Regions from separate parts of the Homo sapiens genome. Here region 1 is linked to region 2. The links are chromatin loops, found by intact Hi-C in ENCODE. Cell type or tissue: GM12878. All regions are shown on one strand. Links, peaks and the distances in the headings refer to the core of each region. The heading gives the core; the rest is flanking DNA. Region 1 overlaps F9 (coagulation factor IX). Region 2 holds the start of ATP11C (ATPase phospholipid transporting 11C (ATP11C blood group)).

Region 1 (2,801 bases), core at 119-2,618, 380 kb before region 2:
CAATTAAGAGAAATTAAAAATTCAATTCCTCAATTGCACCTGCCAAATTTTAAGCACATAACAACCACATGTGGCTAGTAACTACTGTATTGGAGAGTGCAAGCGGAGATAGAACACTCTATTACTGCAGAAATTTCTATTGGATAGCACTTATAATAGTTTAGTGTAACTTAAAACTCCCTAGTTGCCACAGTCATGATTTAGTAGTAATTTCATGGATTTCTCTACTGAGGTTAGAATCTCTGCCATTAGAGACTGATAAATTTAAAGTTTGCAATTATCAAACTGGTGACAATTTAAGCCAGAATCAGGTAAATGTCCTCAGTTTTAACAGCATTGGAATTTTCTGGGACTAGCTGTGTATCTATCCAGGATTCTTGAGAATGCCTGCCATTTTTCAACATAATGGATGTAAGGTATTACACATATACCTGGGGATGGGGTGGTAGGTATAATTGCACAAGCATTGTGGAGAATGGTATCAAAGAGTGGCAGAACATCACAATCAAGGTTTTCCCTTTCTTTTACCTTTGCTTTTTAAAAAGACAATATTTGCTGGACCTGATCTTATAACTCATAAATGGGACACTGTATGTTCCTTTTTACCTCCTCTGTTTCTACTTAATTGCACCCTATGAGGACTGCTTCCCTTACCTACCATAACCCCTTCCTTCACTCATCCATATCTTTACTCTTCTTCACAACTCTGTAATATTGACCTTCTTTATGAACCTTTCCTGGAACAATCCCTCTTAAGTGCAAGCACTGTTATTATGCCTTCAATGTATTTAATATCCATGTATCTATTCTCTCTAATTTTGTCATTTTGTGTTCTCATGTATTTTCATTCATTATGTGTCCAACTTCCATGGATAACATGGTTACAACAAAAGATCCTACTTTATGACAATTATCTTCCTTGGGTTTGTGGGACATAGAACAGTGCTCAGAGTAGGGGATCCAAGAACCCAGGAGAATATATTAGCTAAGAAGATAACTTCCGTTTTTAAAAGTCCAAGATTCAGGAGATCAAAACCATCCTGGCTAACATAGTGAAACCCCGTCTCTTCCAAAAATACAAAAAATTAGCCCGGCGTGGTGGCAGGCGCCTATAGTCCCAGCTACACGGGAGGCTGAGGCAGGAGAATGGCGTGAACCGGGGAGGCGGAGCTGGCAGTGAGCCGAGATCCCGCCACTGCACTCCAGCCTGGGCGACAGAGCGAGACTCCGTCTCAAAAAAAAAAAAAAAAAAAAAGTCCAAGATTAAAAAAAAAAAAAAAAAAGGATGTCTGCTTTGTGAGTTTAGCATTGTCTCCTTGTCATTCCAGAAATGAAATGGCAAATACATTTAAATCAGAACTAAAAAGGGGAACAGGGTATAAAGGCTCAATTTAGTCACATCATTTCCGTTTCTCACCCACCCCCTTTAAACCAGATGTTTGCCAATGCATTAACAATGCAGATGTTTCCTGAAAGAAAGTTTAGTAACTCAAGCAGACACCTTATTTTCTTTTCAAGCAGAAAAGACTATGAGATGGTGGTTGTGGTTGTTCCGGGAGGGAGAAGATATAAATGATACACATTATTTCAAATCATTTCATGACCTCACTGCACACTTATAGTTATTGTACCTGTTGTCTTTTTGCTGTCAAGCCTAGCTAAGATCATTTGGAATGTTCAAGATCACTCATACATGCATGTGCACACATACACATGCACATATGTTCACTCCCTATTTCATCCACATGAACTAAGATTACTGATGTGTACAGATTCAAAGCACTTTTATTCTTTTCCAAAGGCAAGAAGCTGAGCTACTTTCCAGAATAGTTGTGAAAGACCCTGTCATACTTCTGCATTGTTTCCTCCACACCACCTCCATCCAGTTCCTTATGAATGGTTACTGGTTTTCAAAAATATGAGATAAATTGAGTGTATAAAAGTCATTTTTAGACAAAATGAAACAGGAAATGAAAGAAACCAGAATCTCTCCTCATTTGTGGATGGGCCAGCTCCACCATGTCATGGTTAATCTGCAGGGAGGAAATACTAGATTTGATTGCAGATCAGACTGCAGCAAACCTGCTGTGACTAAGGCATCAAGAGAAAGCAAGCAACAGCTGGGGCTTCAGTGGTGAAAACATTATATATCTAGCTTTGAAATATGAAATACTGTTTAGCAGTGTCACCTAGAAAAGAGTGTTTCAAAATGCTGATGCTTCATAAGAACCTTTCTCTTCAGAGTTGTTTCTTTTATCTTTCAAATTAGCCAGGGTGGGAAATAAAGTGATCACTTGGTGAAGAAATCTCACAAAGAAGAACATAGAGAGTTCACTTTCATCTGGAGTAATGAACAGATTGAACAAACTAGAAATGGTTAGTCTGTTAAAGAAAAGGTGTAGGTGAGCTGTTTGCAAGAGCCACAAGGGAAAGGGGAAGACAACTTCTTTGTGGACTTAAGGGTGAAAGTTGCAAGCAGGCAAGACGATTCTGACCTCCATTAAGAAAGCCCTTTCCAACCAACAACCACTGGGTTGGTTACGCAGGTTGGGCAGCATTGGGAGCAAATGTTGATTGAACAAATGTTTGTCGGAATTGTTGACTTAAAGAGCTGTTCTGTCACTGGGGACAGCAGCGGCTAGATAGCCCCATTCAGGGAGAGGGCATTTGTTCACCTGGCCAGAGATCAGAGCAGGCTAAGGGACTGCTGGGATCCTGTCCAGCTTTGAGACCCTACAGAGCCATGTTCACCTAGCACGTATCCCGTCTGCGGTCACGCTCATTTCTTACCTTATTCCAGG
Region 2 (2,801 bases), core at 165-2,664:
CCGGCTCCCTCAGCCCCCAGCTCTTCTTTTGGGCCACCGTGACAGGTCTAGGTTTACCTCCATGTGCTCGTGGCAGAGGAAACAAAAGAAAGCAACCTCCCTGAGAATAAAACGCCATCTTCGACTAATTGGCAAACTGAGGGGTCCCCGGGTCGGTCCCCCCACGAGTCCCCCCCACCACCCAGCCCGAAGGCGGCCCCCAGTTTCAGGCAGAGTTTGTAACAGCTCCGGGAAGCCCTGGTCGAATTGTCCTGGGGGCGAGGGTGGGATACCCCGAGAGCCCTACCTGCCTCCCCTCCCCGGCCGCCTGGGCACCGTGTTTCGGTGAAAAGGAAGAAGAGGGGTGGTGGTGTCTCCCAGAGACGTAACTGCCCCCTCAGAAAATTGTTGTGAGGGACCCGGCGAAGGGGCTGGCGAGCAAGCAAACCGGCACGCGCGGAGCCGCAGCGAGTGTACTTACAAAACGATTCAAGCTCCGGCGGAACATCGCGTCGAAGGCTGCCGGGCGCTGAGCTGGGCTCTACCGGGCTGTCTGGGAAGGCGCCGTCCACAAAACACACTGCGGCGTGGGCCGGCGGCGCCAAGCGGAGCAGCGAGGCGGGCGGCCGGGCCACCCGCTCGCCGCCTGCCCCCCTCGGCTCTCCGCGCTCCCCCGCCCCCCAGCCGCCCGCAGCCTAGCCGCCGCCCCGCCTCACTCGCGGCCCGCCCCCGGCCTGCCTGACCCGGGGGCGGCGGCCCCGCGGATCGCCCTTATCTGGCCCCGGCACCCCGGGCCGGCAGCTCGCGCAGCACCCACTGAGAAGGCGAGCCCGCCGCGCGGGGGAAGGATGGCGGAGGAGCGCGAGGCTCCTCCTGTGGGGAGGGGGCGCCCCCGTCTCTCCGCCAGCGCCGGGCTCGGCACCCCGCGGGATGCGCTCTTCCCCGACGCGGCACCACCGCCCGCCTCCCCGCTGGACTCCGCGGCCGCCCCCCTCGGGGCACGGGGAACCCTCCCGAGGCACCCCGCGCCTCACCTCGCCTCAGCCCGACACTACTCCCCTGTCTCTGTCGGGAGCCACAGCCTCCCTCGCCCCGGCCCTAACTCGTCCGCCGTGCCGCGCCGCGCCGTTTCGCTCGCAGCCCCTCCTCGGTCCGCGGCTGCCGCGCCGCCCCGCGCTCTGGTCCCGCACTCGGGCCAGGGAGCCTGGGTACAGCCAACCGGCCCGCCCTGAGCCAGCCGACGGCCAGACTCCCTCTTCCGGGCGTGGTGGAGCCGGGCTCTGAGGCAGGGCACCGTGAAGACCCCAGCGCGGGAGGGGCGGGGCGGGGTGCGAGGGGGGACTAGTTCTGAAAGCCCACCCTCCTCATCTGCACCGACGAGGGTTCCCCCTCGACCCTCGCGCCGCTGTACTCCCACCTACGCGGCTTTCCCTCCTCTCAGTCTTTCTCTCGTCCTGCCTGCCCACCTAAGCCTTCTTACTTCCACTTTCTCTGAGGTTGTAAAGTCAGGCTTTGTGTCGTTGCTGCTGCGCAGCGGGGCGGGATTTCCCTGACCCCCACCCCGCCCCACCCAGGCCCCTCCCGCTCGCCCCCTCCCCCTCCTTGCTCCCGGGGCAGCCTGGGAGTTGTAGTCCAACCGTCCCCCTACTTCGCCTGGTACCGCGGGCTGGGAGCTCCCCCACACGCTAGTCCCGGGTTTGCCCAGAGGGTTGAAGAAGGAAGCGCGGGCTGAACAGCGGGTTCTCCACGCCGGCCGGCTGGGTGTGGAGGCCGGGCGCACTCGGTAGCCTTCCTAGCGGTGGGACATGTGAGAAGGCTAAATTAGGCAAAGCTCCGAATCCTGGGAGCTTTCCCTGGAACGCAAAATGTGCGCATCAGGAAACCCTCTACACCCTCGGCCCCCAGCTTAGAGCTGGAATTTGCGAAACTTTAAAAATTACAAAAGAAAAGCGAGTCCAGAATTGCCACGAGGCTGGGCATCCCTCCCAACTACCACAACCCCACCCCTTTTCACCGCCCCTTAAGGCGGGGCCCAAGGCTGTTGGAGAAGAACTTGCAGATTCTTCTATAAAAGTCAAAAAGAAGGAAAGGGAGTTCAGAGACTCTTACACGAGTCTTCCGCCTCGCCGCGTTCTCCTGCCAGTTTAGAGCTGGGGACAGGGCCCAGCCACACCACAGGCCTTCCCAAAGGTCGCGAATAGGCCTTTACTACTAGGCATAGGCGCTTCTCCTTTACCCTCCGGAGTTCGGATTCATTTCAACAAACCTTTGCTGGGAATTTTCTTTGTACCAGGCACTGTGCCAGGGCTGGACACAGCGATTTCTTAAAAGACCTCCCCAACAGGGTGGTCGCAATCTGGTTGGGGGATACAAACAAGCGAAAATGCCACGTTAGAATTTAATAATAGCTAGAGTTCAAAGTGCTAGAGAAATAGGGGAGAGCGACATTGCATCTGAAAATGGGGTTTGGGAAGTTTTCCTAAAAGCCCTGGAGATTAAACTAGCCCTTGAAACGTGGGAAGGCTTTAGAGGGACCTGACTGAGCCCAAGGGGACAAAGTCCAGGGTAGAGGGAGAGGTCGGTGAAAAAGCGCAGGACAAACTAAGAAAGAGATCACGCTGTAGTGGCAGACGCCCAGGACGTGTAGGTAAGGGCGGCTCGAACGAAAGCTAAAATCTAAAACTCTTCAAAAACATGTTACGAAGTTTGAACTTCATTCTGCGATCAACGAGAAGCCCATCTCCCAATAAAATGCAAATGCAGGAGACCTAAGGTTTGTTCCCAAACTGTCCTAACTGCCAAGAAGTAAAACCAACCGTTTT

What was found. A loop is a pair of places that touch in the nucleus more often than their neighbours do. Peaks named below come from ENCODE experiments on the same cell type or tissue, not always from the same donor. Only the 100,000 strongest peaks of a DNase experiment are listed, where the experiment ranks them.
Region 1: a loop joins it to region 2, with 3 times the contacts of the local background. A loop is called at or near these places in 4 of 110 quality-filtered maps.

The regions. Positions count from the first base shown.
Region 1 is chrX:139,552,579-139,555,379 of GRCh38, forward strand. All of the region lies in intron 6 of F9 (coagulation factor IX), which reads left to right. Among named protein-coding and RNA genes, the nearest start is that of F9, 23 kb to the left of the region's middle. In GM12878, for the core only: no CTCF peak of the experiment used is centred there; a DNase peak (open chromatin) is centred at 1,403; H3K27ac peaks cover 795 bases.
Region 2 is chrX:139,931,556-139,934,356 of GRCh38, forward strand. It overlaps ATP11C (ATPase phospholipid transporting 11C (ATP11C blood group)), which reads right to left and starts at 1,498. Exons shown (of 30, transcript NM_001353812.2): 1 at 461-1,498. The coding sequence starts at 487. RefSeq lists silencers at 525-684, 725-964 and enhancers at 1,745-2,094, 2,135-2,184. In GM12878, for the core only: a CTCF peak has its summit at 1,672; a DNase peak (open chromatin) is centred at 1,606; H3K4me3 peaks cover 2,027 bases; H3K27ac peaks cover 1,773 bases.